3 separate regions of the Homo sapiens genome follow, and all the other regions are linked to region 1. A link is a contact called in ENCODE Hi-C or POLR2A ChIA-PET data. All regions are on one chromosome and are shown on one strand. The core of a region is the stretch at or near the end of the contact, and the rest is flanking DNA. Distances in the headings are between cores, read along the strand shown.

Region 1 (3,025 bases), core at 153-2,652:
AATTAGTTAGGCGTAGTGGTGCCTGTAATCCCAGCTACTTGGGAGGCTGAGAATCACTTAAACCTGGGAGGCAGAGGTTGCAGTGAGCTGAGATCGTGTCACTGCACTCCAGCCTGGGCAACAGAGTGAGACTTGGTCTAAAAAAAAAAAGAAGAATAGATAGACTAGAATATACTGTAGAGAGATGGGAGGTGAGGGAGTAGAAAAACAAGCAAACAAGTTTGCTGCAAATGAGAGCTGAAAATTGGAGAGGTAGCAGCAGAAGAAAGTGGGGCCATGGAATAATAATATAAAAACAGGGCTGGGCATGGTGGCTCACACCTGTAATCCCAGCACTTTGAGAGGCTGAGGCAGGAGGAGTGCTTGAGACCAGGGTTTGAGACTTAGCCTGGGCAACACAGACTCCATCTCTACCAAAAAACAAAAAACAAAAAACAAAAAAAAAAAAACAGCAGGGCGTGGTGATGTGAGCCTGTAGTCCCAGCTACTCTGGAGGCTGAAGTGGGGAAGATGGCTTGAGTCCAGGAGTTCAAGGCTGCCGTAAGCCAAGATGGTGCCACTGCACTCCAGCTTGGGTGACAATGCAAGAACCCCATCTCTAAAAACAAACAAAAAGATATTAAAGCGTGTTTGTAAATTGAAGGGAAGAAGAAAGATATTTGTGATGCATAAGCTAAAAAAAGGGATAATTAACAGGGATAGAGTTCCTGAAAAGACTAAGATGATGAGATTCATTGCACAAGTGGAGGGATTAGCTTGGATGGCTGGGTCCTGTCCCCGCATTAACAGAAGTGAAGGTCAATTTCAGCACCTGTCATAATTTCCTGGGCCCAGTGCAAAATGAAAATGTGGGTCTCCTTATTCCAAAATTATTAAGAATTTCAAGACTATAACAGAAGGCCATGAAATCAAGCGTGGAGCCTTTCTAAGCCTGGGTGCTGTGCGACTGCAATTTGTACTCCCATGAAGCTGGCCCTAGTCAAGTACGCAGTGAGGTCGATGAGGAGGAGGCTGTCCTGTGGTAAGTCCCTTCTAGGATTGGAAGAGATGAGTAAGGCTACTTTCAGCTTCACTGCTCTACAAGCTGGGGGGGTCGCTAGCAAGGGAGAGGGGCAAAACTTGTCCCTTTTTAACTTCCAACCCTGCCAGATTTGAGTCCAGGGCTTTCTAGAAGTCTCCACGGCATCGGGTGACCATAGCAACTCATGCCAAACTCTCGGGCCCACGGCTCCGCCTACCGCTTCGTGGACGCGCTTGTTGATTGGCTCCGAATGTCGACCAATGGTCGGCGAAGCGGGTTGCTTGCCGCACGGTCAATGGCCGCAAACCGGGAGGAAGGCGGGAAGAGAGGAGGTGGAGGCGGGCCTGGGCAGCCGCGCGCGTGCGTGTTTCCGGCTCCGCTGCGGAAGGCGGACGACTAGAGTCGTTGGGCCCGGCGCGACCCGCAGGAGCGTAGAGAGCGCGGGACTAGAGTGCAGAGCTCCGGGACGTGGATCGGAGCCGGCGCGATGGGCGGAGAGCAGGAGGAGGAGCGGTTCGACGGCATGTTGCTGGCCATGGCTCAGCAGCACGAGGGCGGCGTGCAGGAGGTAACGGCCCGCGCGGCGTCGGCCCACCCGGCGGCCTTGGCCACGCTCCTTCCGCCCTTCTCTGCCTTCGAGGGCTGAGACCCACCCCAGCGGCTCGCGGGCTTCTGGGATGCCCCTACATTCTCACTGCGCCCAGCTTCCGGCCTGGCCACCCGCCAGCAGGTCTCACCCGGTTCGCATCAGTCCCGGGCCCCCGGCGCCCCTCAGTAGTAGCAAATTATCGCATCCCTGAGCTTAGGATCCCCCTTTAGTTTCACATATGCCCCCACCCCCGTTTCCACTTTGATGGCGGCTTCCAAGGAGCATCCCTTAGTAAGAACCGTCGCAAATATCGTGATTTGGATCCACCAAGGCTTGGGGCGAGCCGTCGAATGTGTGTGGTAGGGGAGCGGGCTGATGTTAGCACGTGGTCTTGTTAGGCCTTGAATGGGGGAATAGGAGGCCTGTGTTCACGATTAGTTTCCACCACCTACCAACTTGGAACCTTTACATCTCTCCAAGCCTGAGTTTCCTTATCTGTGAGACAGCTGCGAATACCGGTTTCCAGAGAGTAGTTAAGAACCGTAAGTTCTCAGTAATAAGGCTTTTTCATTCAACAAGTATTTGTCGTGTGATTGATGTGTGTCCCACACTCGACAATAAGGGCCAACTGTTACAGATTCTGGAGTTGGTTTTTTTGGAACAAACACAAAGTTAACGGTAGAAAAGTCTGTCAGGATCAGAACTCTCATTCTCAGAGCCAGAGAAGTGGCAAGGATTTGCCTAGATCATGCAACATGGTTCTCACCTAGACAGGTCAGTGTGCTTCCCAGAGTCCATGGCTGATTGTGTCTTACTGGAGGTAGGTTTCCATTGAACTTTCTATTCCTATGTAACCTAGGTGTCTGGTGACCAAGGACTTCTAAGCCCTTTGTGGTGGGGAGAGTGTTTCTCATTTGCAAGTGTGAAAAGCCTTCCTGTCTCCATTCCTCTAAACTGTTCGCACAAAACTGGATTTGGGAGCGAGTTCATTTTTGAGCAAATTGAAAAACTGTCTAGAAGCAAGAACGGAAACCATTGAGATATGTTCTAGCATCAGATTTAATCAGATTTAGACCCACTCTTGGGCAAATAAAGGGTTTGTGTGTGCTGACCTTGAGTCACCACTAGATTGTTTCATTCAGCAAGAATTTTACTGATTATGTACCTTTAGCCATATCTGGTGCCCAGCATTGCAGGTGGCAGACAGACTAAGCCATGGTTCATGGTTCCTATTTGTAAGGTGTTTACCCTCTGCCAGTGGGTCTCTTGCTCTGTGCCATACATTGCTAAAGGCCTCACCTCCTTGACCTCATGATCCTCACCAGGTCCCTAGAAATAGGTACTGCATCTTATTCCTGTTGTACAGAGTTAAGAAACTTCTGCAAAGTCAAAAGGTAATATATGTCCATCTGATA
Region 2 (3,039 bases), core at 502-3,001, 690 kb before region 1:
GATGCCCCTGTTCCCTCCCTCCTCACATATGCCTTTCACAAAAGAAATGGAAGCCTTTCAATGTTTTCTGACTCTTCTTTCTCTTTCTTTCTTTCTTTTTCTTTCTTTCCTTCTTTCCTTCCGTCTTTCCTTCTTTCCTTCTTTCTTTCAGAACCTCGCTCTGTTGCCCAGGCTGGAGTGCAGTGATCTTGGCTCACTGCAACCTCTCCTCCTGAGTTCAAGTGATTCTCTTGCCCCAGCTTCCCCAGTAGCTGGGATTACAGGTGCCCACCACCACACCTGGCTAATTTTGTATTTTTAGTAGGGTTTTATCATGTTGGCCACAGGCTGGTCTCAAACTCCCGACCTCAAGTGATCCACCTGCCTGGGCCTCCCAAAGTGCTGGGATTACAGGCGTGAGCCACCGTGCCCGGCCAGGACTAACACTTTCTAGCTTTCTACCCTTCAGTCCATAAATTTATTCATTTAGACACCCTGTCTTAACATTTTTTTTTTTAGCCTTTACGTTAACAGAGGCTTCTGGTCCTAATTTCATATCATACCCAGGTTCATTTTCATTATCCATTAAATCTGCTATTTTATGTCTTCTATATTCTTATCTTAAAATACTAAAAGAGAGGACAAAGGATACAACCTTGGGGCACATCCCTAGGGTCTTTCCTCTAGAGTGACTTTTATTCAGTAATGAACTCACTTTGTCTGGCTCTTAAAGCTAAGAAATTATACAACTTTTTTTTTCCATACAACTTTTTTTTGGAGTGCAGGGGCACGATCTCGGCTCACTGCAACCTCCGGCTCCCTGGTTCAGGCGATTCTGCTGCCTCAGCCTCCCGAGTAGCTGGGATTACAGGTATGCGCCACCACACCCAGCTAATTTTTGTATTTTTAGTAGAGACGGGGTTTCACCATATTGGCCAGGATGGTCTCGATCTCCTGACCTCGTGATCCGCCCTCCTCTGTCTCCCAAAGTGCTGGGATTACAGGCATGAGCCACCGCGCCCGGCCTCCTATACAATTTTTTAGTATCTCTCCCTGCCAAGTCAGGTTTCTAGATACCCAGAATTTCACTATCTGAGATTCATTCCTTTGGCTGATGGTTCTGTTCTCCTTTCAAACAATTTTCCTGTCTGACTCTTCAAGCGCATATTAATGCAAATGGACTTAACAGTTCCTTTTCCTGTGGACCAAGTTTGGGGAGGGAGGCAGGACTGATCCTTTACCCTTCAACCTGAACCTTGGTCACAGGCTGACCACTGCGTCCAACCCAGACCAAGCCTTGACCCTGACTAGTCAGTGACCCAGGCCACACCCTAACTCCTGGTCACAACCTGAACCCCTGCTTCAGGTGTGAGAACTGATAGACCGGCGTTGGAATGGAAGGAGGGTGAGGCAAGCTGAGTGGGATTCTCGTGTCCCCAGCCCCGCCCGCGGGCCGCCAGCTTCCCAACCTGCACAGGCCCAGCAGGGCCCCTCCAGGTCTAGGTGAGCAGAGCTCCACCTACAGGTAAAACGCGGCAAGGGGCAGAGAAGGAGCCAAGTGGCGACGTGGTCATGCGCAGAAAGATCCGTCCGGCTCTCTGAGCAGAGGGTAGCGTGTGGGGGCGGGATACCGACGCGGCTCGGCTGCCGATTGGTCAGAAGAGGATAGAAAGGGGCGGGAAGCCGGCGCGGCTCGACTCCCGATTGGCCAGAGGCGGCAGAACGGGGTGGGGCCAAACGACGCGCGTTCTGTGGCGCGCGGCCTGGCGGGCGTGCAACGGCCGTTAGAGGAGCTGAGGGAGGGAACCACCGCTCACCGCAGACGTGGTGGCTGCAGTCAGTCTTCCCGAGTGAGGGATTTCGCCGCCCGCTTTCAGGCCCGTGTAAGTTTTCCTCCTTCGGGAGCCTCAGTCCTAGTGGCCGACCTTGCCTCTCCTCCCATAGCTCCGGCGAAGCCTCAGACGCTCGCGACCTGCCACCGTGAGGGGCCGGGGAGAGCGAAGCGCATGCGCCTCGGCTCCGAAGCCAGTGCCCCGGCATACGCCCTCTCGCGTCCCATTCCCCTCGCTTCCCCCGTTGCCTTGCTTTGCCGTCCGTGGTTCACCCCACGGCAGTCACTTTACCTGCGTGCCAGGCCCTGTGCCGATAGCCAGGGACACAGCGAGCGGCGCATTCCTTGCCCTTGCGGAGCGCACAGCCCTGGGAGTCGACGTTAAGCGGGGTAATCCCTCGGCGCGCAGTGAGGGTAGAGTGGAGAAATCTTACAAAGAGCGCAAAACAGAAGGCGCGGATCTAGTCGGAGAGGTCAGGGAGCCCTCCCCGAGGAGGAGAAGTTTGAGCCGAGATTGGAAGGCTGTGTAGAGAATTAAGGTTGTGGGACGGAAAGCACTTGGCGGGGCCTTACCCCGGTACTTCTCGGCCGGGGCGATTTTGCTTCCCTGGGGACATTGGTCGATGTCTGGAAACACTTTTGATAGTCACAGCTCCAGGGCTTGCTACTGGCATCTAGTGCGAAGAAGCCAGGGATGCTGTTACACAGCCTACTGTGTGTAGGACGCCCCCAACAACAAAGAAAAATCCCCCAAAATGTCAGTAGGGCGGAAGGTGAGGAAGCTTCCTTCAGCGAGAAGGAGCTGGTGCTTTGGTTGAACTGAAAGTTAGTGTGTTCAGGTTTATTTGTTCAACAGTATATTCAACGCTTACTTCACCTCAGTTAATGAGAGCGATCCTTTACACCAGTACATTCCCAACACGTGGCTCAGAGCCAGGCGCATAGTAGGCACGCAGTAAATTTCGGTTGATGAATTGAACACTGGGATAAGTAGGGGGCGGTGGTGATACAAGGACGATGAAGCTAGCCAGGCCTCATTTATTTGCCCTCAAACCTTGTCTGCTTTATAGTGATCTGGTGGTTTTGTATGTCTCACGACTTTTCTTTGTAAAGGCAACTTCTTGTCAAGGATTTGGCTTCTCTTTCACAAGGTTTAATGAATGATCAAGGCGGTGAAAATAGTGTAATGGTGTGAGATCCTTCGTGTGTCTGTGTCAGCTGTCTGTGTA
Region 3 (3,042 bases), core at 19-2,518, 800 kb after region 1:
GGCCGTGAGAAGTTCAGTGATAGATCCAAGGTCATGTAGTTAGTTGTGGAACAGTGATTTGGAAACTTTGCTTTCTGATCCTAATGATTAATGCACATCTTTGGGGGATCCTACAAGGAAGCAGCCAGATTTGGGTTCAGAGAGAGTAAATTTTTTTTGTTGAGGCAGGGAAATAGAAGCCATTAAGTCAGTTTTTAATTGTAAAAAGCGCACGTTGAGGTAAAACTGCAATTAGTCCTGTACGGGTGGTTGGCAGAGCCAAGAGTAACCTATGCCCAAGAGCAGCTACAAGGCAGGACTTGGATAGGTCAGCAGTGCAGGAAGCTTTGCCAACACCTCAAGAACAAGAAGTCTGTCATTCCTTGGGCAGCTCCTATACATGCCAAGCTGGAGCCAAAGAGAGGCAGGGGAGCCCGGAGGGCGTGGCTTGCCTTCCGGAAGTCAGGCCTCGTCAGGAATCACCAGGTGGTTGCTTGCGAGAGAAGCTGGGGGTGAAACCGGAGAAAACAAAGTAGGAAGCAGGTCTGGGCCAATTGCAGCCCACTCTGATGGGGGCCTGCAGGCCACCGGACGCCTGAATATCTGTCCAATCCCTCCTGGAAGGACTGCCATCTCTTTAGTCCCTCTTCCGCAGCATAGGGGTGCTCTCTCTGGGGCTCTCCTTTTCTCTCCTAAGGCCCACAGCCCCACAGTTCCCTATTTAGGTGTCTTAAATTGAGGACACACTTCTAAATTGTCCCTCAGAGTCTCGTCTCCTCCTTTGAGCGAGGCTGGGCGGGCTCCTCCTGCTCCGATTATGAGGAACTTCTTTCCCAAGCTCCCCACCTTCTTTGGGCTTGGACGGCTGCAGAGTTCCAGTTAACTGTGCGCCGCCTTCGTTCCAATTGTACCCCTCGTGCTCCCAGAGGGCAGCTCCATGGAAACCAAAACATCACAAATCCCCGAAGGTATCGCGAGAAGCGCAGATGCGCCTGAGGCCGTGGAGAGGCGGAGCGAGGGCGGGAACGCTGAGCAAGTAGGGCGGAGCCTAAGCTCTTCCGAGGTCCCGGCCGGGAGCCTGTCCCCTCCAGGTGGCGCCCCCGCGTGACTGCGCTTTACATAATCGCGGCCTGGAGCGTCACAGTGGCGTACTCCAGGCCAGACCGAATCAGAGTGGGCGAAAGCTCCGTGTTCCGCCCCTTCCCACTTGATCGACGTCAAAGCCCACCAGTGAGCGGGCGTCTAGAGTCGCCGTGCCCGCCCCAGCCCGCCCGGGTCCGCCCCGACCCGCCTGCGCCCGCCCGCCTGCCGCAGCCAGCAGCCTGCAGCCGCCGCCGGGTTGTGCCTCAGACTGTCAGATAAATCGGCGGGCCGGGCCGGCGGGTCGGTGAGCGCGGCCCGGGCCGGACATGGCGGCGCTCTACGCCTGCACCAAGTGCCACCAGCGCTTCCCCTTCGAGGCGCTGTCTCAGGGGCAGCAGCTGTGCAAGGTGCGCGGGCTGGGGCGGCGGCCGGGAACTGGGGACGCAGGAGGCGCGGCCCGGAGCTCCAGATTCTGTGGGGACGCCCGGCGGGGTCCCCGGAGCAGGGTGTGGCAGGCCCGCCAGGCTGAGGAGCCGCACCCACCCCGCTGGGGGCCGGCGGGGCACGTGCGGGAGCCGGGACCCGGTCCAGGCTCCCGCGGCCGGCGTGTCCGGGTGCTTAGCAACCGTGGGGATTGTTCTCGGACCCCGTGAGGTCGGGGGAGGGACAGCGGGTCCCCTGCTTGCCCTGACTGGTCGCCTTCGGGATCCCTTTGCGCTGCCTCCCCCGCCGCCGCGGTCTCCCTGGTGGGGACCTCCTGCCCCTCCTGGGACTGAACTCCAAAGTTGGGTGCTGCCTTGGAGGAATGTGTCGAACTCGGGCTCCTCACGGGCACTTTTCGACCAGTTTCAGAATCGGAGGTAGCAAGGCTTGATTTTTTTTTTTTTTTTAAGCATCTCACTTTTCGGCCAGTCTCAGAATCGGAGGCAGCAAGGCTTTATGTTTTAAAAAAGCCCCACAGTCAGGCTCACAGATCCGAGGGATCACTTCTCAGCATCCAGTTGGTGGTCTTCGGTCTTCCCTGACTAGCTGCTGATCAGTTTTTGCTCCTGAAGGTCCAACTTCTCTTTTTCTTTTAAGTTGCTTTATCCCACTTTTACTTTTTAAGTGACTAGAGGTGCTGTGAGGCAACAGTTAAAAAGTCACCAAACTGGCTGAAGAATAATGTTGAGGTTATCCAATAATCCAGTTTGTGTCTCTGATTTGGATAACTCATAATTGTCACTTTTGCCTCAGATGGTCATGACTTTCCATTTGCCAGTTTTTATATACCAGGTCTGGGGGAATGCAAGTGCTTGAGTGCCCTTTTTGGCCTCAAAATATGTATATATGATTTTAAGGAAGTTATGTATATATAAATAATAATTTTAATCCAGCACTTTCATTTCACAAGTAAACCGCAAAATCACACAGTGGCAGAAGAACCAGGCCTGGAATTCAGGGCTTCTGATTCCCAGTCTGGGACTTGTTCATATATATGTTTGTTTTACAATTTATGGCTAGTTCCATATAATCCATATAAGTTCTTACTTAACTCCCACATCAACAGTAGGGAAGTGATGCCAGTATTACAGAGGAGAAAAATAAGGCCCAGAAAGTTTAAGTGACTCACTCAAGCATAGTAGCTATGCTAGAAATAGTACCCAGGTCGGCTTCCTACTGAAGGCTGTTTCCATTTGTGACTGCCTTTTAAAATTATATCCTCATTTCATTTCAGGAATGTCGGATTGCACACCCTGTTGTGAAGTGCACCTACTGCAGGACTGAGTACCAGCAGGAGAGGTAGAGTTTTGTTGACCATGAAAGATATTAATAGGCTTTTTTCCTCTTAAAATCTGTAATTGATTGCATTTCATGTACAGATGCTATAATCAGTTGCATTGTAAAATACAGATCTGTAATCAATCACATTATATACAGACTATAATTGCTAAATATTTAGGTCTATGATCCATCTTGAGTTAATTCATGTGTGGGGTG

Evidence for each region. A loop is a pair of places that touch in the nucleus more often than their neighbours do. ChIA-PET counts read pairs that join two places held with the same protein, here RNA polymerase II (POLR2A). Pooled maps may share reads with other maps.
Region 2: a loop to region 1 is called in a pooled map, with 8 times the contacts of the local background. The contact joins the promoter of CEP85 here to the promoter of NUDC in region 1. A Hi-C loop is called at or near these places in 6 of 50 pooled maps. POLR2A ChIA-PET finds 5 or more read pairs at or near these places in 2 of 52 experiments (PC-9 and activated naive CD4-positive, alpha-beta T cell).
Region 3: a pooled map shows a loop between it and region 1 (12-fold over the local background). The contact joins the promoter of FAM76A here to the promoter of NUDC in region 1. A Hi-C loop is called at or near these places in 1 of 37 single-sample maps with no recorded cell type and 9 of 50 pooled maps. POLR2A ChIA-PET finds 5 or more read pairs at or near these places in 2 of 52 experiments (B cell and activated CD4-positive, alpha-beta memory T cell).

Annotation. Positions count from the first base shown.
Region 1 is chr1:26,920,341-26,923,365 of GRCh38, forward strand. NUDC (nuclear distribution C, dynein complex regulator) reads left to right here and starts at 1,403. Exons shown (of 9, transcript NM_006600.4): 1 at 1,403-1,589. The coding sequence starts at 1,509. RefSeq lists a silencer at 1,150-1,299 and enhancers at 1,430-1,549, 1,670-2,211.
Region 2 is chr1:26,232,449-26,235,487 of GRCh38, forward strand. CEP85 (centrosomal protein 85) reads left to right here and starts at 1,752. Exons shown (of 14, transcript NM_001319944.2): 1 at 1,752-1,862. RefSeq lists enhancers at 1,951-2,100, 2,421-2,480, 2,571-2,620.
Region 3 is chr1:27,724,693-27,727,734 of GRCh38, forward strand. FAM76A (family with sequence similarity 76 member A) reads left to right here and starts at 1,269. Exons shown (of 9, transcript NM_152660.3): 1 at 1,269-1,469; 2 at 2,780-2,844. The coding sequence starts at 1,389. RefSeq lists silencers at 613-1,255, 1,094-1,793.